3 separate regions of the Mus musculus genome follow, and regions 2 and 3 are each linked to region 1. Evidence: chromatin loops called from intact Hi-C (ENCODE). Cell type or tissue: left cerebral cortex. All regions are shown on one strand. Each heading gives the region's core, and the rest is flanking DNA. Links, peaks and the distances in the headings are about the cores only.

Region 1 (8,352 bases), core at 35-8,034:
AGAGGCAACAAGGACACGTATTTTAGAAAGCCTTCTATAAAAATATTTTTTATTTATACCCTTTAATATTTCTCTAAAATATGTATCTTGTATTTTAAAGAAGTATTTGTAAATGGCAGTTTATTGTTTACAAAATTCTAATGGTAGGCTTAAAATATATTGCCTATCATCCCTGTGTTGGACCATATAACCCTGAACCAAATACCAACAACGCTGTGAAAGAATACTTCAATTTCGGAGTCAGGGCTTTTGCTTTTGTGCTATGCTGCCCACACATAATCTCACATGTTTGAATTATACATTTTCATATTTACTTTCTCTATGATAGGACTTGATATATCCTCTATCGTGATTTTTGAACAGGGAGACCATGTATGAAAGATTGAGAACTGGTATGCCTTGATGAAATGTAGTGAAGGATGTTTCGGTCTTTACTCTGTAAGAGCTTTAACCCTGACCATTGGTCTCTGGAAAAGCTATAAAACAACTGCCACCATTTTCAGACATAGAAGGAATGGTGTGTGTGTGTGTGTGTGTGTGTGTGTGTGTGTGTGTGTGTGTGTGTGTGCACGCGCTCGCGCACACATATTCTCCAGTGCCATGCATGCAAGTCTTTATGTGTGTGTATTTATTCATCTGGAGACCAGAAAGCAAGTCTAGGTATCATTCCCCAGGAACCATCTGACTTGTTTGTGACTCATTTCGAGCAAACCAAGTATGCTAGCCTGGCTGACCAATGAGCTCCACATCTCTACTTCTCAATGTTGGGCTTATAAGCACATATCACCACACCCAGCCTTTTTATTTTCCCCCTTTAATGTGGATTCTGAGAACCAAATTCAGGTCATCTGGCTTATCCAGCAAGCGCTTTACAGGCTGAGCTGTTTCCCCAGCACCATTCTGGGAAGCCTTAGCTTTCATGCTCCTGTACTCAGGACTTGACTATACTAATTGACTTATTATTTTTCTCATAATAATGGAAACTTCAATGTGATATTTGCTGGATGCCAGATAGATCCAAGGTTTTCTCAGAGACCCTGATGAAAGGACAAAGGAAATATTAGATCAGGAGCAGAGTGGGTAAGTTCAAGTCTGGGACTGAAGCCAGTAGAAAGGAGTCAAGGTTGCCGTTTCTATGAATCCAACTTTTCCCCTGGGCTGTGGTTATCATTACTAATGCAGCTGTGTGTTAGGTATCCTGTGTTCTCTCGACCAACATTGTCTGATTCCAACGTTGTCTGATTTGACTTTCTGCTGACCTTGGCCGTTTTCCCCCTGCAAATAGTATATAAGAAGCTGTGTGTGCTGCTTAATAAACTTGTTTGCATAGGCCATCAACTTATGCAAGGCCTCCTGGTCACAGCTATTTGTTTTCGGTGTCTTCTCATCTCCAGTTCTAGCACCTTGTCATTCAGGACCCTTATTCCTGTAGATTTGTGTAATATCTTAATAGTTCTCTCTATATTTTTCATTTTATTTATGGTCATGTAATCATGAATCATATGAAGAAATAAAAAGATTCATAAACTTCTTCTCACTAAAAGTATGTTTAGAAGCACAAACATTTTTCCTATAACCCCCAATATAGAATTGGAGAGAATAGTTGTAAGGCCATCATATGTCTCTCACCCTCCACTGGAAGTTCCTGGCCCAGGGATGACCTCACTCTTCACAGTTCCTGGAAACCATAAAATAGAAAGCCCAGCAGAGAAGGAGACGGGGCACAGTGAGCTGAAATAGCACAGGCAATGAATCCTGTTCTATCTCAGTGTCTAGACCAGTAATTAGGTTAGATTCCATAAAGTTGTGGTTAGGAGGAAGGTATTGCCAAAGCATTTGGAAACTTAATATATATTCTAAAGGCCTTTAACCACATGGGGCCCTTGTTACTGTGGAAGAATCCCACAGCTTTTCCAAATGGAATATTGGACCAGCAGTTGTCAATGAAAACTAGAAGTTTATCAAGAAAGAGCTTGTCCCCTTATCACAGAGGTATGCCTCTCCAGTCTTCAGTATTGGTCTGACACTTCCTTCTTCAACCTCTGGCTAAAAATTTTCACATTATATACTGCTTGACCAAGTTTAAAACAAAATGAAGCTGTGTATGTGTCGACAGGCATCAAAATAAAGCCATTAACAATTATATGCAAGTCTTTATGTATCAACTTCCTCAACATTTACCTTTTTATTTTGGTGATGCCAAATAAGTTGTTTGATTTTAAATGATTATCAACTCTTAATTTGAATAGTAAAAAATAAATATGAGAACTTAATACGAAACTCAATCCCACATTGTAATTCTCTGTTGCCTATAATGCTAGAATCCAAAAGTTGAGTAAGTCCACATACTGAAACCTGTGTTTCTAATTCTTGTAGCAGTCAAGTAGTTAATCTGCTTTAGGCTCCCAATGCTCCCGCTCAAGAACTCTGGATTTGGGAATGCAAGACACACATGCCAGCCAATTTTGATATGCCTTGACTAGCTCAATGGTTGGGCACCTCTAAACCTCCCCACGCCTAGCACACACTCCCCTCTGGTATTCCTGAGTTAACAGCTTTTAAAATCTACATTTTATCTCTGCTACCCCATACACAATCGAGGAAGTGACCCCCTAGGGCCATTTTCCTGGATTCTTACATGGCATCAAACCTTTAAGTCTGCTCTCTTTTCTTCCCTGACATGGAAGTTCTCCTCTTTTTTCCCTCTCCCCTCAGTCCCTTGCCCATGCTATCTAAAAGTCCTGCCTCCATCTCCCTGCCCAGCCATTGGTTGTATGGCAGTTCTTTATTACCAATCAAAGCCAGCTGAGGGCAGAAATCCTCAGGTCTGGAAGTGCGGCTTTTGGGAGCCGAATTAAGACAAAGCATTAGAACTAATTCCCAACAAATTCTCACAGCATATATTTGAATATTACTAATCTTAAATGCTACAAATTTTATACACACACACACACATATATGTCTTAGAAGATGTCAATAAACATAGAGAAATGAATTTTACTGTTCCCATAATAGAATACGTTACTGACTCAGTAAAGATTGTTTAAGAGCAACATTAGGATCAGAAAACTTGTGAAAAAATGAATATATATATATATATATATATATATATATATATATATGTGTGTGTGTGTGTGTGTGTATATGTGTATATATATATATATATATATATATATATATATATATATTATCAGGAAGTTGTAATTTAAACTTCCTCAGTTGATAATGAATATAATTAACATAATATCATATGTGCATCTAGAAAGTTCTTCTTTATATACATATGTGTGTGGGTATAGTGTGTATGTGTGTGTATGTAGGTAGGTAGGGAGGGATGTATAGTGTGCCCATATGTGTATGTATGCACATCTGAAGGCATGGTACAGAGCCAGCAGGGCAATTGGGTACCTACCAGATCACTCTTGACCTCCTTCATTGAGACAGAGTCTCTCAGTGAGCCTGGATTGATTGCTATCAATTCCCAAGAATCTTCCTGCTTCTGCTTTCCTCCACACTATCATTACAGGCATTTGTGACCATACCCAGCTTTTTATGTGGGTGCTAGGATCTGAACTCAGATACTTATGATTGCTCAGCAAGTACTCTTGAACACTGAGCCAACTCTCCAGCACCACATACGTTCTATTTTACCCTCATTCTACTGATGAGAAATCTCATGCTTTCTGTTCCAATTTCCCAAGGTTATTCTCATAGTAAGTGAGATAAAATCTATCTCTACTGTCTGTGGGTGCCACCATCTTATGTAACAGAGTCACACAGGGCTGTACAGCTATCTTGATGTGTTCCTTTATCTTTGCTGGATTAAGACAGTACTTTCAATTTTAGCCATTCCAGTGGGTGTGAAAGTGTCACAGTGTGGTTTTAATTTGCATTTGTTATTCTCTTTATAGTTATAAATTTTGCTTTTTCGTATTCTGTAACCCCCAAATGCGTAGCTCCTGTTTTTGCCTTTAACATCTTCTATCCTTGGAAGCACAGGAAACCATGAAATAACTTTCAAGTTCATCTCATTTTAACTACTTTTAGAGTTCTATATTTATTTTTTTATGGAACTAAGTTTCCATCTGGTATCAGATTCCTTATGACACAATAATTCATTTCAATGTCTAGATAATGGAAATATTATTTAAAAATTATACTTGCAACTCTTTCAAAAAATTTCAAGATTCTCCTTCTTCCCTCTTAATTTGGGGAAGATTTTTTCATGCTTATATCTAAAGATTTTTCCCATGATTGTAATGAGTTGCCACCCTTATTTTCTGGCTTACCTGCCTGCACATAATCCTCTCTTGGCCTTATTTGTACTCATCTATAATAATTTTAACTCTCTCTCTCTCTCACTGCTTTTAAGATTTTTTTTAATTACTGGTCAGGAAATTGATGTTGATATTCTTGCCTGTGTATTGCTTATGCTTGAAACTCTCTGAGCCTCACATCACATCAGTAGATTTGTCCCTTTCATCAAATTTAAAAATTGTTTGTTGAAAGTCCCACTCTTCCCACTTCTTCTCAAAAGCCTAGAGTATTTTTATGAGGGTTTTTTTTTTCTCCCCAGAAGGTGATGGAGGTCTGACCATTAGGTTTTACATTTGTTTTTCTCTGTCCTTTTTATTTGAGAGCAGAGAGAAGGTGTTGCAAGAGACTTAGCCCATGGCCCTGTATATGCTTTCCCTCTGAGTTTCACTCCAGCCTGTCATGAATGTAAAACACATTCAAAACTGTTTTCTCTTTCTGCACTAATAGCCGTCAATTCAATCCAGTTACACTTTATTTCAGACCCTGGTTGGCTTGTTTGGTTGGTTGGGTGGTTGGTTGGTTGGGTAGATGGTTGATGGGTTAGTTGGGTGGGGGGTTGGTTGCATTGGTTTGTTTGTTTGGATTGGTTTGGTTTGTTGTTTTTAGTTTTTAAAAAGGTGATTTGTATTCTTCACTTCTCTTTTTGCCTCTCCTCTACCTTAGCAGATGGAGCATATTTGTGATGTAAGTTCTCATGCTCTCATGTTCTTGTCTGCCAAAGGCATCACATCTTCACTTCTGTCTCTATTTCTATACATGGAGGAAATATTTTCTTCCTCTTACATGATCCAGGGATTAAATATTGCTTATTTGACTGTGAATATTTCATGATACAGAGTTCCAGATTTGCTTTTATTTTCTGTGTGAGTGTACATCTCTCTCTCTCTCTCTCTCTCTCTCTCTCTGTGTGTGTGTGTGTGTGTGTGTGTGTGTGTGTGTGTGTGTGTGTGTGCATGCATGGGTTTGGAGGTGAAATGTTAACACACATGTACATGTACATGCAGAGGACATAACTTAATGTTGAGCATCTTTTTCAGTCAGTTTCTACCTTATATTTTTAATATTTGTGTTCTTGTGAATTGTAGGAAATGTATTAATGGTCTATGGTAATTTTCCTCTGACTGGAGTTATTTCAGACCCTATGTATGTACAGACTCATAATCAGCTAAACAGTCAAAAGTATTTCATCCATAGGTGTCCAGAATTTTCTCTGTTGGTAGCATCATTTCAATGTTCATAACTATGATGTGGATAGAAAGAAATTATTCATGGGTTTCCTTGATTTGGGTTACAGAATAGAAATTACCTCCAGTGAGTCAGTTGAAGAAGCCAGACAAAACTCGGTCTTTTATTGTTGTTTTTCAAGAATAACTGTCCTGCATTAATGTACAAATGGCCTGCAAAATGGTCCAATGGGTGAAAGTACTCATTGCACAAGCCTGAAAACCTGAGGTTGATTCCTGGAATTTACATGGTGAAAAGAGAGAACCAGCTACTAACAGTTTCCTCTGATCTCTACACCCACATCATGGCTTGGGCTCATCCACATCCCAAAGCACCTCTCTCTCTCTCTCTCTCTCTCTCTCTCTCTCTCTCTCTCTCTCTCTCTCACACACACACACACACACACACACACACACCATGTGCACATGCACACAATTAGACAGACAGATAGACAGACAGAATAGAGACATATCCTTTGTGGTAAAAACTGGCATTCGTTCTGATATCAAGTGTGCATGGTAGAAATTCTATGAGCTGAAACAACCTCTTAAACTTTCTATGTCTGAACACTTCACCTATTGGTAGGATGGAAATAACTTCCTCACAGTTGTGCTGAAGTTGCTAGATGAGTTAGTATATGGCACGCTCTTAGAAGATCAGAGGAGTGTGGGGGCACAGCAGCATGTGCCGCTTATGCCGGGTATCCCTTCACCTGCTTTCCAGAGTGATTCCTTCTCTCATGAGGCATAGGAAGGACTCTATAAAATTGAACTTCTCATTGCAGTTCAGAGAAGAAAATGTAGTGACAGTGGGTATAAATGTTTTTATATTTTTATGAAGAGAACTTATTTTGAGTTTTTGATAACTGGACATGTTTGCGAGGAAAAGGAGGAAATGACATATTTCTTCCATGTTAGATGCTGCTTACCAATTCCTCTCATATATGTATATATTTTAAAAACTTTTATAGAAGTAGGTTTCCATGTGACCCTTAGTGCCCCTTAATGTTAATTACCTCCCCCTCTATTCCCTCTCTTAGCTCCATTTCCCCTCAACAACTGTATTTAATTCTCCTGTTTCAGTCTGCTCCAATTATTCTCCATTACTACATATTCAATTTCTTCCTTTTTGGAAAACTGCGCCCTCACCCCCATCCTTTATTTTATACCTAACCTCCATTGTTATGCAGATTATAGCATCCCAATAAAGGGGTTAACATCAACAGATAAGGGATAGTATGCCTTATTTATCTGTTGGGGTGTCAGTTACTTCACACTCAATGATTTTTTTTTCTAGCTCGATCCACAGATGTCAGAGACCTACTCGTTCTAACAGGCAAGAGTCTCATAAAAATTATACATAGATAGTGTTTAAAATTCAGTTTATTGTGGAATATCTTATTTTCTCCATCTATAGTGATTGAACGTTTTTTCTGGGTATAGTAGTATGGGCTGGCATCTGTGGACTCTAAGTCTGAAAGATATCTGTCTGGGCACTTCTGGCTTTTAGAGTCTCCATTGAGAAGTCAAATATAATTCTAATAGGGCTGCTCTTGTACATTATTTGGTAATATGTAGTTCTCTCTTTTTTGTTGTTCTTTACATTTAATGTTATTATTATTATGCAGAAAGTGGACTTTGTATCTCAGTCTAATCTATTTGGTGTTCTGTATGCTTACTGTATCTTTATGGACATCTTCTTTAGGTTAGCAAAATGTTCTTCTGTGATTTTGCTGAAAACATTTTCTGAGCCTTTGATCAGAGTTTCTTTTACCTCCCTCTATCTATACCTATTATTCTTTGGTTTGATTTTTCAGTGTCCCAGAGTTCCTGGATGTGTTGTGTCAGAAATGTTTTAGATTTAACATTTTCTTTGACTGATGTATCTATTTCTTCTATTTTATCTTTAAGACCTGAGAGTCTCTTTCCCATCTCCTGTATTCTGTTAAAGCTTGTTGCTATGGTTCCTGATTGAATTGCTATTTTTTTTTCATTTCCAGAATTCTCTTAATTTGTGTATTCTTTATTGATTCTATTTCTAACTTCATGTCTTGAATGGTTTTTTTAATTTCCTTACACCTTTGTTTGTGTTTTCCTGGATTTCTTTAAAGGATTTATTAATTTCCTTTTTAAGCACTTCCATCATATTCATAAAGGTTGTTTTAAGGTCTTTTTCTTGTGGTTGAAATATGATTCAGGGCATGCTGTTGTAAGATAGCTGAGTTTTAGTGAAGATATATTACCCTGGCTTTTATTAACTGTGTTTTTGCACAGGTGTCCGGGTGTCTGGGTTTGTGATAACTAAAGGTCTAGGTGCCTATTTCTGGGTTTATCTTTGTTAGGTGGATATTTGTTCCTTGGTTTCTGTGACCTCTGGATTTTCTTAGAGCATGACAGCTGTGAATTTCTTGTGATCCTGTCCTGTTCAACTGGTTTATGTACACAGTATGCCTACCTGCTGGTGTTGGATGCTTGATAGTTGGGATGACTTGGTAAAGGAAAGTTGGAAGAGAGGGTCTTTGTGATCCATTGGGGTGGAATCAAGGAGAAAAGACAGACCACAACTGGGCTGAGACTGGCGGATTAGATCTCAGGAACAGTAAGAAAGGTGTGGGTTTGTTTTCAGCCTACTTGTTGCACCAGGAGGAGTGACCCTTGGGTAGTACCTGCTGGCTTTGGGTCTGGGGTACAGCAAGGAGTGGAGGAAGGAGGTTAGAAAAGGATGGTCTGTGGAATCCACAGCACATATGAGCACTGGGGAGAGAAGGCTGAAGCTGGTGCTCTGTTGCAGCACTAGGGGCAAGACTGGGGA
Region 2 (8,352 bases), core at 159-8,158, 77 kb after region 1:
AAGCAGCTTTGAGAAATATGCTGCATTTCTTAAAGGATGACAGGCAATTAATACAAAGCACATAGAGCTTTGTAAGCAGTCATTTTTTCTCAGTGCTCTAAAACATGCATAAGCAAAGCTAAAATGTCAGAAGGGCAATAATATCTGCTAAAACTTTAGTGCCAGATCATATGCATCCTATTTTGCTTTTTGTGTCATTGTGACAATCCATTCCACTCTGTATTTTCCAGTATTAACTATGTATTTTCTACAACTTCATTGTTTGTAGAGTGAAGGCACATTTTAGAGCAGAAAAATAGTGTTGTTTACTTCTTAGTGGGAATGATATGGCCTGTTTCATTCTGTTTCTGATAAGTCTCTGTTGTGTGAATAAACCAGGAAACAGAAAGAGTGAAAATCACAGAAAATAAAAATGGAAGGCATAGAAAGTAGCTCTTTAGATGACTCCCAAAACATCCTGTCACCTCATGGCATCCATGCTTTTGTGTGGCCCCCACCTCTGCTCTATATAAAATAGTAATAGAGTATTATAAAGATGGCTGACTACCCTGTCTGTGACTCAATGACTTCTGCTTTGAGGTGAACATCCATGTTGGAATAGCCACCTCAAAAAGGGAATGTGCAGGGGTCCTCAACAACATAGATACTAAGTCTTACTGTCCCCCAGAACTACCATCTTACCAACAGCCATAAAAGTAAGCACAAAATGAAGTCACCCTCAGTCAAGCCTTCCTCTTACACTTCTACATTGACCACCACTAGATTCAACTTGTAAAGCTCCCAGAAGTGGAGGACAGTGCTAACCATGTCCAGCAAGTTCTTAGTTCTCAGGCAGCAGACAGTTGCTCTAAGCCATTATGAAGTAAATTGGTACTCAGTGTGTATCAATAAAAAAGGCACAGTCAATACACTCATCGGTCTTTCTTTCCGTGTGCATTATACCATTAGGATAGCAAACAGACAATTTTGCTTTTTCTTAACTTTTTTGACCAATCAATCAAATAAGTAATATGTTATTTTTCTAACCATTTCAGCCCATTTCTTTTTTTAGTTGGTAAGTTGCCTGGTGGGGGGGGGGGGTAACTTACCAAATAAAACTTTTAGTTGGTGAGTTGTGGTTGTTTTGTTTCATTTATTTAATACTGTGTCTTACAGTAGATTGTGATTTTTTTAAAGCACCTTGTAGATAAGCTCCTTTGCAGACACTGGAATCCTTGAATCCTTGAGCCAAATGGGGAGAAAATATCTAAGGGTCAAGATATAAAAGAATATATGTCAGCTCATGACATGCTTTGGTGCCCCCTGCCTTTACTGACATCCCCTAACGTAAGTCAGAACGTGTTTGTGGGTGTCTCTGGAATGTCCGTGGTGCTCTCTGAAAATAAGTGTGTTGTTTTTTTTAACAATTGGTAAATACTTTGAGTGGCATTTCACTATATTTTTTATACAACATTCTGTTTGCATGTTGTTAAATCTATACTCTATTACTCAGTAATGTTCATCATGATGAACTCTTATAAATAGTTCTTACGTCTTCATTATTTTCCCAGAAGCAGGTATGACATCTTCAATGATGCTCAGCCCACTTAGACCTCATTGTGCCAAAGGATTCCCACTTTAACTATTTCATGTCATCTAACTTATTCAGAATTTCTATAACAGATTTAGAAAGCCAGGCAATTATAATTAATGACTGCCAAACATGGGAGGAGGGTGACTATGTGTTTCCTATTCAACCTCTGCCAGAAATCTGACACCTTCTGTGCCCTGAAAACCTCTGATAGAGCATGAAGAAGGCTGTACAACCACTGTGCTGCACAACAGCAAACCAGCGTTTATGCTGCCCTTCACCTGAATTTTAGCATTGTCCTAACTAATAGACTATTTCTCTTCCTCGGTGATGCAGATATAGGTCATATTTGACCAGACTAAGAGTAGATAAAAGCAGGTTTGCTAGGAGGCAGCTTTTGGGTGAACTCACCAATCTTACCAGTGGAGGTCAGTGGAGTTGCATACCTGGGCTAAAGCAAGGGAGTTTCATAGAGCTTAGGAGAGGAGTCAGCTAGGAGCTGGGATTGTGTCCCTACATGATCAAAACCTAAGCCCCAGGGTAGGCACTCTTGGGTGGGTTGCCTGAAACTCAGAGACCAGGAGTGATGACATGCTAGCCTGGAGTTTTCTCTGTGCAGGTGGGGGACTTGTCTCTGGGGCGTGGGGGAGGGCAGATGAGTTTCCCAGCTTGGCTTGTGCAGTGGCAAGGAGTCGTTCCAACCAAACACTGAATCTACAGTGAATTTTGGAATGAGGTCTCATAAATCTTTTTGCAACTAGCTGTCATTTTCTTCAGGCCTTTTCTAATCATGCAGATCAGCATAATCCTGGTGTTAGTTTGAGTAAATATCCTAGGTGTAGGACCTAGAGTTATTGGCTACAACACACCGGAGGTGTCAGAACTGAGGCTATACACACTGAAGAACTACAATGGATGCTTCTCTCCCTGTTCCAAATGTCGTGTGCACTTAGAGCTGTGTCCTAGCAACTTCTGCTCCTTATTACTTTTGTCTTGCTACTTTGTGGACTTTTGAAATTGACAGCTATGGTGACAGCAAAAAGTGATAAAACGCAAGGTTCTTTGTGGAGGCTTGGGTGACAATTGCTCACTGCATATTTGTAGACTCCTCTCTGATTAACACTGTTGCCCTAGGTTTTCCGTTGTCTTCTATTACATGCGTTCCCAGCACTCTTTAAAACTAATCATTGACTTAGTTAACTATTTGCTAAATTTTGGGGTTTTTTTTTTTCATTTATCAAATGAAGCATGATAGCATGGTGTGTATGTGTGTGTGGACATGCGTGTGCTACTTATGGCTAATGGAATACTAAAAGCATTAACTATTGAGTATCTAAATTTCAGGCAAGTGATAGAAGACTAGGCTTTGGATAAATATCAGTGCCACAATAATGCCCAAAGGCCCAAAGCTGCTTAGTAGCTTCCCCTGAGTTAAATGCATGCACTTGATCTCAGCGCTGGGATGAGAAGTCAGGTCAAGGAAGTTTTGTAGGATGTCCCTGCAGGTGTCACAAACAGTACACAGCATCCAGGAGTCATTGGTGCAGGGCTTCCTTGGATCCTAGCTGCACCAGAAGTAGTAGATGGGCAGCCAGAATTATATATATAATAGCATCTGGAGTCTCCAAGGTCAGCAGTGGAAGGTGAGACAATAGACAAGCCAAGATTATATTTTCCCAAGAGGAACAGGTGAGTATGCCCTGGGGTTGAGGAAATGTTTTTAATTTAGAAATTTGTGAAAACGAACTGACTCACTGAGGCCCTTCTCTCCCTGCCCTTTCTACTACACCATCTCTCCCTGTCCTTGCTGCTACAAGGGTTGACACTTAAGATGCATGAAAAATGAGATTTCATTTCCTATCTGTGACTTCTTTCTGGTCTTCAGAATCAAGGCACTGTGGAGGCTGAAGCGGGTGAATAAATTCTTCTGTGCTTTATCATCAGCTTAGTCCTCCTCCCACTTTTAAACTCCAGTGAAACGTGAGTGCTAACTGGAGCCTTAAAAAAAAACCTCAAGAAGTGGGAGTAAAGTGGGATGCGCCACCATCTGTTCCCTGACTGCATCCCTATTGATGAGGCTTGTGAAACAGCCCTATGGAGAAGAAACAACAAGATCAAGAGATATGCCAATAAGATATGGAATCAGTGTGCCAACCAGCAGAATTTTGAATAGATACAAAGGACTTGGTGTGTATTTACTCAATAGAATATTTTTCATCTACAAAGAAGGAAAGCCTGCCATTTGGAGCAACATGGATAGATCTATAGGATAATATGTTGCGTGGTTAGTCCGACACAGAAATATGTACATTCTCTGTACATATTTCTGTACATTCTCCCCACATTTGAAAAGTAAAACTTGTAAAGCTGTATGTAGAATATTGACAGAGGTCGGAAAGGGTGTGTGACTAGAGAAAAGGTTGAACTTCATTGTTTCAAATATCACCTTGAATCATCATATATAAATATACATTTATATATTATATGTATATATATGTATGTGTATGTATGTATATGTATATTAATTGAAATGAAAACAATAGAACAGAGTATTAGACCAAAAGAGAGACATACATAACAAAATAGCCACAGTCTGGCCCAGAGAGATGACAGCAGTTGTCAATACCTTCACAGTCTCTGTGGCTGTGACACAAACATATCCTGAGCTGGCTGCAGACAAGAACACTGTTTCCTGTTACGGTAGTTGATAAAGACAATGTTTCTAAATACTTAATGGTATGTATTATATTTATTTACCCACTGCTTTCTTCTCACTGACCTTCAATGGTTTATGTCAATCCCAGTTCTTTATCCAATTGTTCCATACGAAATGAAAGTAAACAGATAATCATCCCTACCCCAAAACTGACTTAGAGAAAAAAATCAATGTTATGATCAAGCAACTCCTACTTTCAACTCTTCTTTAGATACCTATACAAAATAACTGAATTGCGTAATGCTGTGGGTTCTTGACAAGGAGTTTCTGAATGAGTGATTTCATCATGTTGACCTTTGAGGGCCACACAATTTGGTTAAACGATGGAAGAGCTCAAGTCATGATATCACACGTGAGTCAGTGTCTCAGATAGTCTGAAAGACCTGGCTGCAGCTCTGTGCCTGATTCATGGTTGGACTAAAAGAAATGCTCTCTCCCTTCCAGTATTTCTCAGTCAGTACATGCTAAAAAGCATTCCCTTTTTCTTCTATTAAAAGCTGTTTTGAAAGTGTCTCATTGAAAATGCCAAAGCATTTCTCAAAATTGGCAAATGTGAGAAATCTTGGAAAAATTTTAATTAGACTCAATGACAAATACAATTGCAAAATGCAAATTAAATTATGGGCCTGGGGGGGAGGGGGCTGAGGGTGTGAAAGTAAGGCAATGGCTCAATCAAATTTGATCGACGTTCTAATGAATATCCCTGGTGCCATCTTGCTGAAAGCATACACTCTGGGTCAGTAACTCTCCAAAAATGGTGCGCACCAGAGGGTTCCGGTGACCTCACAGAGGTTAGACTCCTTGCTTCTCTGCTAATTAGCTGTGTTAACATGGATAATTTAATTAATCTGTCTGTTACTCACGAGCTAGGAAGAAAATTATTATTTGTATTTCCTCTTTCCTGTTATGAAGTTTCTGCCCAGAACATTTTCCCATTTTTAATTGTTATGTAGGTTTAAGGGTTATTTGGGGAGTAGGGGTTTCTTTTACATGCTGAATATTAATTCTTGGTCAGATTAACACCAATGTGAATTATAGTATGACAATTATAGAGAATAATATAGAAGTTCTTTACAAATAAAACTCAATATAGGACTGCTATATGACCCAGCTATCTCACTTTGGAGCATCTCTTCAAAGGAAATGAAACCAGAGTAAGGAAAGGTGCATACATGTCATAACCTGGATGTAGAACCAGCCAGGTGAATGGATAGAGAATATGTTGTAGATATACAGTGGGGTATTATGTATCTGTACTCCATTGTCTGCATCTTCCTGTGGAACCAGAAAACATGTCAAGTGAAATAACAAGCATGTTTTATCCATAGAAATAATAACAGAAGTAATGATAGTAAAATTAATATCTTACTAGTAGCCTCTCAAATAAATTTAAACAATAACTCCTCAATTTTGGCTGTGTTAATTTATTGGGAATCTCTCACAAAACACAATCTTTGAATTTTTTTGTTGTTGTTTTATTTTGTTTTTTGTCTTTTGAGATAGAGTTTCACTAGGTAGCCCTGTCTGTCCTGGAACTCACTGTGTAGACACAGGCAGATCTTGAACTCACAGAGTTCCATATGCCCCTACCTTCTTAGCTGGGATGAAGAACCTTTACTACCATGCTGAGACAGTTGTATGAAGAAAGAAAGAAGACTGGTAAATCCTAATTGGCTCAGCTTTGGTTCTATGATGACTGTAGTCAACATTTGGCCATTTTAATCTAGGGGTAGTACACACAAGCTATGTGACAAATTTTTAAATTCATAAAATTTAGATTCACTTTTTAAAGAAATTGACATTTACAAATTATCCATGTTCTGTGCTTAAGTTGATTTTATCTGCATGTAAACGTGATGAAAGATATATTTCTCATTCTTTGTTTATTTACTTTTTTCATACCTAGTGTTAGTGTATTCCAAATTCTTTTGGGAGAAAAGTCTCCAGAGTAACTAACTACCCACCTGACACTTGGTTTAAATAGTTGTGTTTTACTGAACAGCTTTGACATTCTACCATTCTTCTTTTAGGGAATGGGTTATTTTATGAATTTAAAACAAACCTGGTAGCCTTGAAGAAGCGTCTTCCCCAGCTCTAAATTCCCTGGTCGCAGGAAAAGAGCATCGTTGTTCTTTCCCGACAAAGTCATGCTGCCACGCTTCTCAGCTAATGAGGAAATGATAGTGGAAGAGCTGTCTGTAGACAGGATAACTCGGGAACTGTTTTTCCTCTCAGACATTTCCTCTACTAAACAAGAGACAGCTGTTACATCACACTGAAGACTGGAAGTGAGGCCTGGAAATGATGGCTTATGTGTCTTTAAAAGTGGCCTGAGAGCAGTCTGAATGCTACGATAACCAAGACCTATGTTTACACACAGCAATGGCTTAGCTTTGCCCAAAAATTCAATCCCTGACTGAAACACATAAAGAACAGAGAAACTGTTTGCAGACAACTGAAACCGAGGCCTACATTTTACAAACATTGCGCTTCTGGGAATGTTTTCATATTGTTTACTTGCAAGGAAGAAAAACCTCAAAGCTAAATGTAGATATCACTGGAAAATAATAAAAAGCACTTCTGAAATTTTCATGAGTCAATAAAAAAACATAATTCCATTTAGAAAAAAATCAATTGACAGATATGTTTCAGAGGGTACAGCTACTATTTAAAGCAAGAGCCACCTATAGTCAAATTCCTTTCTAAAAGGACTTTCTCTCAGTCTTGAAACATTCACCAAAAACATTCCAGACACATTTTATCTCTGGTCCCCAACAGTGTCTTAATTTTTAAGTAATGATTGAATAAAACACACACGCAGTTTTTAGATACTGAAGATGGGAGCAAGCTATTTCCACTGAACAGTGGAGCCTTTTTAGCTCGTCTCTTGTTAAGCCCTAACAAGACGCCATCTTTACAATTCTCTCAAAAGCATGTTGTACTAAAAGCTGCATATCTTGATTCTAAATCTAAATTCAGAGACATCCGTTTCTGAATTTTTAAGATGCCATGCGACGTATATCAAAGCAGTCATTAAAATAGGTTATAACCTTAAAAAGAGGAGGGGGTCATTGTGACGTACTTCATCTTGTTTTATGTGGATTTAAATGAAATCACTTAAAAACAATGAGTTGCTATTGTCGACGCCCTCCCTGTAGAGGAAAATGTTAGGTCTTTAAATTACTTGTCTAGGGAAAAAAGAAAAAGGAAAAAAAACATTGTTTCAGTTGGCTGCGTCGGACGGAGACTTGGGAGAAAAAAAAAAATCCTCTGTAAAAACCAGAAGCAGAAGAAATAGACAGCAACGTCAAAATCTCAAACTGTAGCTGCAGCCAGCTATTTATACTTCCCAGACAGTTCTTGGAAAGATCTATTGTTAAGATTGAGCATTTCCGGGAAGAAGAGGGGGAAAATCCTTAGGTGAGCAACAAATGGTAGTCTTTCAGTCCCTGCCTTTCAGGTGCTGGGAAACATTCACTTTAAGTCTTGTCAGGGTACAGAAAAATGATCCTTCCTCTCTTCCTCTTGCTCTCGTGCTTGAATCTGAAAAGAAACTTGTCTTACACCCAACTGCACTCCCTTCGTTCCTAATTTCCTCCATGCCTTCCCTCTTCCCTTTCTCATTTTCAGCCCCAGGTTTCTTTTTAGAGGGGGAAGAACTTGCTAAAGATGGCGTTCTACCCAGTGCTGCCCTGCCCTCTAGTGGCGCAGAGCCTGTACTCCGTACTCTCTGTTTTTTTGTTTTTTTGTTTTTTTTTTCCCCTCTCACTAACCTCTCTGCCGTTCTTCAGCTTTTTAGCCTTCTTCTATTCCTTACACATCCCTTTAGCTTTTTCTCGTTTCTGTTATCCTCTCTCTCCTTCAGCATCCAACCTAAAGCTGTCTGTAAAAGAAGGACTTGCAAAATGTGTATACTTAAAATTCGAAATGATTCGAAAAGAAAAACTTGGTAACTAAATTCTCTCCTCAGATTTAATCGGCATGCTAAATCCACAAGCTAAATTGGACCAAGTCAGAGACTGATGTACTTGGTAAACCTTAGAGAATATTAGTCTCTCTCTAAGAA
Region 3 (8,352 bases), core at 159-8,158, 87 kb before region 1:
CAGTGTTCAGTCACAAACAAAGAATTAGAAAGCACTGAAGACCATGCTATGCTTGTAACCCCCGACGGAAGCAACACTTGAGTAGAATTTCTTCAAAGACTGAAGCGGATGGTGCAAAGGAGAATCTTCCAGACACCAAAGATATGTCGATAATATCCTAAAAAAAAATGTGGCAGTATGCAGAGAACTGGTAACATGTAACAAATATGCCGTACGTACGCTAGTGGCCACTGGAGAACGCTGACACAGACAGCAGAAACGTGTGAAGCCCTTGTCAAATGCACCATTGCAAACCTCTGTTAGTGATCTGGAGCTTGCTTCCTGAAACCATCAATATGAGCAGCCGCAGTCTCTTTCTGGGGTTCACTCTGAAGCTGTTGGAGAGAGAACTGCGACCTCTGAAGCATGCCCACAAGTCTGGGCTACAGGCTCATGGTCCGCCTGTGACTGAAGCACTTAATTTTTAATGTTTTCCTCCGTTTGGGGTCTGCATTTGTTTCCAGACTATACTATTTACCCCAATCTCTTAGGCACGTAGGAAATTGCTGTGCCCAGTTTAAAACTCATTTTATCAACTAAAACGAGTGAAAACTTTTCACTTGTGATGGTTTTCTATTTTAATTTAATAATTTATGTTAGAACCTTCATACATGACCTCTGTTGCTAGATCACTCTGACCCTCTCCCTCTGTCCCTTGACCACTCCTGTACCCACCTCCCAAATCTCTGGTCTCTTCTTTAACTGTTATTGTTATGCTTGCATACACATATGTAAAGGTTCGCACACATGTGCATATGACTAGTGTGGTCATTTAGCTCTTCCCCGGGCTGCTTTCTTTTGACTTCCTTTGACACAAAATGTCATATCACTGTGTTAGCATATAGAGTAAGTAAAAACAGCACATTTAATTCATGTCATTTCTGCCCATGTTTAAAAAAAAAAAGGAAAAGAAAAGAAGTTCTCCTTTTTCCCTTTCTCTTTGCACTTCTGAGAAATATTCCCCAAAGTATGTAGAGTCCAAATATATTGTAAGTATCATCTAACACTGACTTACGTTGATCAGGGTTTTTACCGGATGGGACAAAGGTCACTCTAGTTCATCTACAGAAGTGATCTACAGCTAGCTGTATGCTCTATAAAAGAGATACAGCTACAGACTCTGAAATGAGTTATCAAGAGTCACCTACGAGGTCAAATTCTATTGCCAAGGAAGAAATTACCTATGACACTTACAGAAGGGAGACCCTATTGACTGCACAGCCACATAGCCTCTGCCCTGATGTGAAGGCATGGACCAAAATGCGCCTTTGTGAATTGGAAACCCAACACTATACCTACCTGATCCAGCACAAAGGCACCACTATGCTTTTCTGCAGCAAAACAGATCCCACACCCAGAATCTGCAGAATGACTCAGCTCTAATTCCAAGCCACCTACAAGCTACAGATTCTTAGCCAAGCTAAGATACAGAGTGCCCACAGAATGTATCCATAGCGAGAGGGTTGGATCAACACTCTCAACACTAGATACACAGCCCCAACAACAACAAGCAGAGGGCTGCAGGCCCCAGATGGAGTCAAAGATACTAAAAGATAAGACAGGAGCACGGACAAATGTGATAATTTATTCATGTTAAAAGAACTTCTTTAAACTGCAGCAGTGTAAGGAGTTGGCCCCTATTGAAGTGAGGGCAGGAATTCCAGCAGAGTAGACATGCCTCCTTGAACTGGCTGTCCATGAGACAAACATGCAAATAGAAATTCAGGGATGATTTCTGTAAGCCAGGCCTAAAGCAAAATGTTTACTTCTCTGGGAGGCTTTACCCTTTAGTCTAAGATCTACAATTAATCAAATGAGGGGTGTGTGTGTGTGTCTGTGTGTGTCTCTGTGTGTGTGTGTGTGTCTGTGTGTGTCTGTGTGTGTCTGTGTGTGCCTTTGTGTCTGTGTGTGTATGTCTGTGTGTCTGTCTGTGTCTGTCTGTGTGTGTGTCTGTGAAAGAGGAAGGGAGAGAGAGAGAAAGAGAGAGAGAGAGAGTGAGAGAGAGAGAGAGAGAGAGAGAGAGGTTGCATGCATACACACCCACTGATGATAACATTTTGTTTTAAATCAAATAATTATCACTTCTACAAATGCTTATCACCACAAAGCCACCTACATAAGTTAATGTAAAAGTTTAATAATCACAGATGAAATTCCTCACATAATGGTACAAAATTTTATAAAAATTTGTATCAACACCTCAGCAAAGTTTTTTGTTTGTTTGTTTGTTTGATTAATTTTTTTTAGGAATTTTTCTTTGTTTTTTGTTTGATTAATTTTTTTAGGAATTTACAAGACTATCAAAAACATTTTTATAGAAAAGGACATTGAATATAAACATAATCTGAATTCCAAATAATTTTGAAAAGAAAAAAAGATGAACTTTAATGGCAACATCTCAGTGTGTTCTCGGGTCTGTTCCTGGGTATCCCTTTGGATGGCTGATTTATATAGCTCATCAATTTACAAAGAAAATTATGCCCCAGTCTCCATTACGGCAATCAGATCGCTTATATTATAATTAGATTTGTATTTAATGATGCTAACGAAAGCTCAGCGCAAAAGCACCACACACAGGTCATGGAAACAGAATCCCAGACTCTTCAACTCTAATGATGCCAACCCCTAAATACAATTTAATAAGTGTCCAATTACTTAGCATTAGAATCCACAGCATAGACTTCCTATCCAACAGGAAGAGGAATTTGGAGTTGACAAGCCTGTAAAACGTTAGCCACGTCTTGGCACCAGGATGTGGATTTCAAAGGGTGCTTCTTACCCATCTGCACAGGCTTCTCTGGAACATAATGAAAACACGGTGCTTTTAAATGAAAGACAATGAGTCACTCTCCAGTGGGATAAAAATAGAAGGAAACCGACAAACATCATCTGCAATAAAATTAGCTCAGCAGTAGGCAGTGGGGAAAAAAGTATTAATTTTCATTAAAGAAAAGTAATATGAACCGAAGTGGGAATCGCTTTAGGGATCCAAAATAGTGAGCTTCGGCAACACAAGGAGAGAGCACATCTAATGAAATAAGAATTATCCCAGGCTAATTTTCCTACCATCTAATCAAAATGAATGCCTTTTAGAAAATATGACTGATTAATCATGAATCAATTCTAAAGTGCAGGTAGCTCTTGGTGTTAATTAAAGAGAAATTGCACCTTATGAAAACCATGCAGAGCCTCTTGGAGTGGGATGTGTAGGCTTTAATACACCATAAATCTCTAGAAAAAAATAGAAATTACAATTACACATAGAATTATGAATTAAAAATCATAATTATATAAAAATCTATGTTATAGAAAACATTTTCCCTAAATGCAAACAAATGTTCCATGGTAATAACAAATTTTCTTGATCTATCAATCTCTATCTGCTAGGTAGAGATTGTATTGCTATTGTTGATTGCCACAGTTGACAATATTGTAGCTTATTCCCTGGAAGTTTAACAAAGATCATCAACAACAAACAAAACAATCTATTATGTTTTTAGGAACATTTAAAATCAATAAACCAAATTGCCCGCTTCGGTGTGGACCCTGGCAATAAGAGACATTTAGTGTTTCATTATGTGTCACACATCTCTGTGCTGACGAGTGCAGCCAAAGTGTTGAGAGGAGCAAAGCTTAAGCCATGCAGGTTCTCACGCTTGGGAAAGGAGACAAAAGAGAAGTGCAAATGGAAAATTATCACCCCACAAAAGACTAACATCCAAGTGTGGAAACCCAGAAGAGTCTTGATAAGCTACACCAGCAGATCCGAATGCAGTTTCATTTTGTTTGTTTGTTCCTGGAGAAAAGAGAGAGAGAGAGAGAGAGAGAGAGAGAGAATGAGAATTAGAAAGGAGCATTAATGTGGAGAAGAGATGCAGTCCAAGCAGGTGGGGCTTGAGCATACAAAAACATGGCAAGCAAGAAAGCCAGTGGGAGTCACATTAAGAACAGCTCAGGTAGGATTGCCTAGGCTACCATTGCAGTGGTGAGAAAAGACAGTCCTCTTAAACAAGAGCTGATAGAATCTCCTAACAAATATAAGACACTGCATTCCCCGCCCCCCACTGAAATACACAAGAAATACCACTTATCTGATGAAAATAAGAAGAGAGAATGTGATGAAATCTATCAGGAAAAGAATTCCAAGAAGTGGTAGGGTGGCATTAAATTAAACTAAATTTGGCCTGAGCTGACTCCAGACCTTTTGAGTTTCTGTTTTACAAACTGCAACCTAAGTGAGTATGTAAGTAAACTGCAGCCTGACACAGAATTGGTGTGTGTGTGTGTGTGTGTGTGTGTGTGTGTGTCATTGTGTGTGTCTGTGTGTGTGCATGTGTGCGTTTCAAATATGTGATAGTGTACACTCACATGTGTGTATGTAGTGTTGAGGCCAGAGGGCAAATTTAGGTGTCACTTTTCATGCACTGCCTACCTTGGTTTTTGACACAGGGGCACTCATTGGACCGAAGCTGGCCAACAAGGCTAAGCTAGCTGGCCAGAGAACTGGATACATCTGTCTTGGCTTCCCCAGCACTGAGTTACAAGCACACACTGCCACAAGTGACTTTTTTATATGTTTTCCCATGCTGGAACTCAGATTCTTAAGCACTCAATATCAACCCTTTACTGACTAAACTCAGTCTCAAGCACAAGAATATATTCTTATGAGTAGCTAAGTCTCAGCCAATAGCAGCCCGCCTTTCACATCACACTACCCAATCATAGCCTGCCCTGCCTTCATTAACAGACCACCCACACAAGGCTAATCACCTCTCCATATCATGTCTAAATTTTTCTTCAGAAACTGAAAACTGAACTCAGTAACAGCTTGTGATATCTATAACAGACCATACTCTATAGATAGTGGAAAAATGAAAACACAAAAATCACTGTATGTGTGTCTGTCTTTCTTCACCTATTTGTCTATACTTTAGTCCTTTCATCTCTAGGCCACTCATTCTTTATGCCAAACAAGTAGATCATATAGAGGAATAGTGTGTGGGCTTCCCTTCTGACTCCATATATTCTTGAAAGAGTAAGGTATTTCAAGGCTGCAAACAATATGGAAGGAGAGAGTGTAAAATAATTTGACCTCAAAATAAATACATTCTCTCTCTCTCTCTCTCTCTCTCTCTCTCTCTCTCTCTCTCTCTCTCTCTCTCATATTCAGATAGCCTTGGTCCTTCTAGCTCTTTATGTTGGATATTCTAAGGGTTGATTTTTCATTTAAAATCTATACTGTGCCAATGAATACAGATAATATAGAAGTTCTGTGAGGTTTTTATTATAGTTAATAATGTGCAATGAATGTTTAAAATCCTGAAATTGCTCACATCCAAGCAACTGATAATGGAGAGGCTTCTAGGCTTCAGAGGAAGTAGTTTGTGGCTATGAGTACCACCTCTTTGATCATTCTTGTTAGGATGGGCTTTTATTTATGAGCTGTCATTATCTTGTGGTTGTTAGTGACATGACTAAATGAACTCTTAACACTGTGAGTGAAGACAGAGGTGTATCCTGTCTCATTCCGAAAATCTCCTGCCGCAGATTTGTCACCTAGGCTTCACCCATTTCACAGCCTCAGTTCTATCAATTATCTGTCACTTAGCCATGTTTTCCTTTTCTACTCTTTATTTGAGTTTTTCAAGGACATTTTAATAATTTTCTTTTTGTTTCAACTGTATCTTATGTCTCTCCTCAAACTCTAATCTCTCATATTCAGTCCTGGGTTCATCATTTTATCATTTGGGAATCTGTTTTGGGTTCATTTTACCTGATTTCTCATAGGGCATGGGGTAATCTTGGCCATTCAGTTCGTACTGGTTGACTAAGGGCAAACTATCAGCTACAAAGGGAACCTAATTTACAAAATAGCGAGTATTGTTTGCAGTATTTTATTGACTAGCTGAAGTTCACTTAAAGAGTAGATTTTTAACTGATCAAACCACAAAATAAAACAGATCTAAGTAATGAGTAACTGTGCTCAGTGACTTGATAATCACCATAAAATATATGAATGTGAAACTCTGTTGTGAAATATAAGTTTAACTTTTTAGTCTCTAAAATGGACTTCCTTTGTCAGGACTGTGATAAATACTTTCTGATAAGAGCATTTTTATAGTCCAGTTGGAACATTGTTCTTTGGAGCTCTTAATTAATTACCAAGTTCTCTTTTACTATATGTTTGTTATCATAGCTAGTATTTCATTTTATCAATAGTATATAATATATACTATTCACATTTTTGTATGTTTTTGCCTTAAATATAAATGCCTTGAATACAAGAATTTTGTTGTATTTTCAATTAAAATATTTATAGCAAGAAAGAAGGAAAGAAAGAAAGAAAGAAAGAAAGAAAGAAAGAAAGAAAGAAAGAAAGAAAGAAAGAAAGAAACTCTGTTGTGTGTCTCTAACTTACACAATTTATCAGTTTTACTCTGAGGGAGCTGAGAGGAAAACCAAATCTTTCTCTAGTTTCTTACCCCAATTCCTACATCATTTTGGTTTTCTTAGTTTCATGCCACTGGCCTCCCACAATGGCTGCCACTCTCACTATCAAAAGTCAGGATTTTTCAGGGTTAATGTCTTTCTTTCTACCCTCCATACTGGCACCTCCAAACCATGAGCCAAAAAAAAAAAAAAAAAACCCACTTTCTGCCTTTTAAGTTATCTACTTCAGTTAATCATCAACCAACACAACGTCTGTTCAAAAACATTATCTACAAGTATGACTGACCCATGGAGCTTACTACCAGAACCAGAAAGAAAAAGAAAAGAAGGAAGGGAAAGAGGGAGGGAGGGAGGGAGGGAGGGAGGGAGGGAGGGAGGGAGGGAGGGAGGGAGGGAAGGAAGGAAGGAAGGAAGGAAGGAAGGAAGGAAGGAAGGAAGGAAGGAAGGAAGGAAGGGCCAAACAAACAGAAAAGAAAATTTAAATGTAACCAAATGAGACATTTTAAAAAGTAAAATTTTATAGCAAATCCAAGAATGTATTTTTCACTAATTTCCAAGGGCTGTAAGAGGTAAATGGAGGGATAATAGGAATATGGCATCAAACATATTTATTTTGCTATTTAGAGTCAATGGTGAGTATTTTTTTCAAGTCAGAAAGGAGACTAGCAGCATATGGAAGCCCCAGTCGCCCAGCGTAGACAATAGGGTAATGAGTGTGCACCCAGTGACTGAACATGAGTTATAACCCAGTCCCAGCTGGAAAGTCATTGCAGGGAGAAAGGCAAAGTCACTTTTGTCATTACTGCTGTCCTCATAATCCTTCAGGAAAGGTGACGCAGGATGCGCCCATTTTCTGTTTCCCACTGTCATCCTCCATGTGGACAGTTGCCAGAACCCCAGAAGATCAGGATGAGCAGAGATCTTTCGTATCATTGTTCTGGTTTAAATGCATAGCCTGAGAGGATGAAGCCCTCCAAGAATGCTAGCTGATGTAGTCAAAATCAGAAAAGAAGCTAGGTATTCTGATCTCACATAAACCATACTTAATTGCAGTGTGGTATTTGCTCTGTTCACAGTGAACCAAAGAATTTTATTCTCTTCCTTCAATTTCTTTTTTTTTCCAAATTATTTTTTTTATTTATTACGTATTTTCCTCAATGACATTTCCAATGCTATCCCAAATGTCCCTCATACCCTCCCCCCCACTTCCCTACCCACCCATTCTCATTTTTTTGGCCCTGGCGTTCCCCTGTACTGGGGCATATAAAGTTTGTGTGTCCGATGGGACTCTCTTTCCAGTGATGGCCGACTAGGCCATCTTTTGATATATATGTAGCTAGAGTCAAGAGCTCCAGGGTACTGGTTAGTTCATAATGTTGTTGCACCTATAGGGTTGCAGATCCCTTTAGCTCCTTGGATACTTTCTCTAGCTCTTCCATTGGGGGCCCTGTGATCCATCCAATAGCTGACTGTGAGCATCCACTTCTGTGTTTGCTAGGACCCGGCATAGTCTCACAAGAGACAGCTACCTCTGGGTCCTTTCAGCAAAATCTTGCTAGTGTATGCATTGGTGTCAGCGTTTGGAAGATGATTATGGGGTGGATCCCTAGATAAGGCAGTCTCTAGATGGTCCATCCTTTTGTCTCAGCTCCAAAATTTGTCTCTGTAACTCCTTCCATGGGTGTTTTGTTCCCACTTCTAAGGAGGGGCATAGTGTCCACACTTTGGTCTTCATTCTACTAGAGTTTCATGCATTTGGCAAATTGTATCTTATATCTTGGGTATACTAAGTTTTGGGCTAGTATCCATTTATCAGTGAGTACATATTGTATGAGTTCCTTTGTGATTGGGTTACCTCACTCA

The links. Peaks named below come from ENCODE experiments on the same cell type or tissue, not always from the same donor. Only the 100,000 strongest peaks of a DNase experiment are listed, where the experiment ranks them.
Region 2: a loop joins it to region 1, with 5 times the contacts of the local background. A loop is called at or near these places in 4 of 42 quality-filtered maps.
Region 3: a loop joins it to region 1, with 3 times the contacts of the local background. A loop is called at or near these places in 2 of 42 quality-filtered maps.

Annotation. Positions count from the first base shown.
Region 1 is chr3:80,156,071-80,164,422 of GRCm38, reverse strand. No RefSeq gene overlaps it. Among named protein-coding and RNA genes, the nearest start is that of Gm36569, 270 kb to the right of the region's middle. In left cerebral cortex, for the core only: no CTCF peak of the experiment used is centred there; DNase peaks (open chromatin) are centred at 2,644, 3,791, 4,864 and 6,210; H3K27ac peaks cover 2,784 bases.
Region 2 is chr3:80,079,594-80,087,945 of GRCm38, reverse strand. No RefSeq gene overlaps it. Among named protein-coding and RNA genes, the nearest start is that of Gm36569, 200 kb to the right of the region's middle. In left cerebral cortex, for the core only: a CTCF peak has its summit at 7,979 (motif pointing left); DNase peaks (open chromatin) are centred at 4,643, 6,641, 7,164, 7,935 and 3 more places; H3K4me3 peaks cover 718 bases; H3K27ac peaks cover 4,880 bases.
Region 3 is chr3:80,243,269-80,251,620 of GRCm38, reverse strand. No RefSeq gene overlaps it. Among named protein-coding and RNA genes, the nearest start is that of Gm36569, 360 kb to the right of the region's middle. In left cerebral cortex, for the core only: no CTCF peak of the experiment used is centred there; DNase peaks (open chromatin) are centred at 1,442, 2,847 and 3,995; H3K27ac peaks cover 2,582 bases.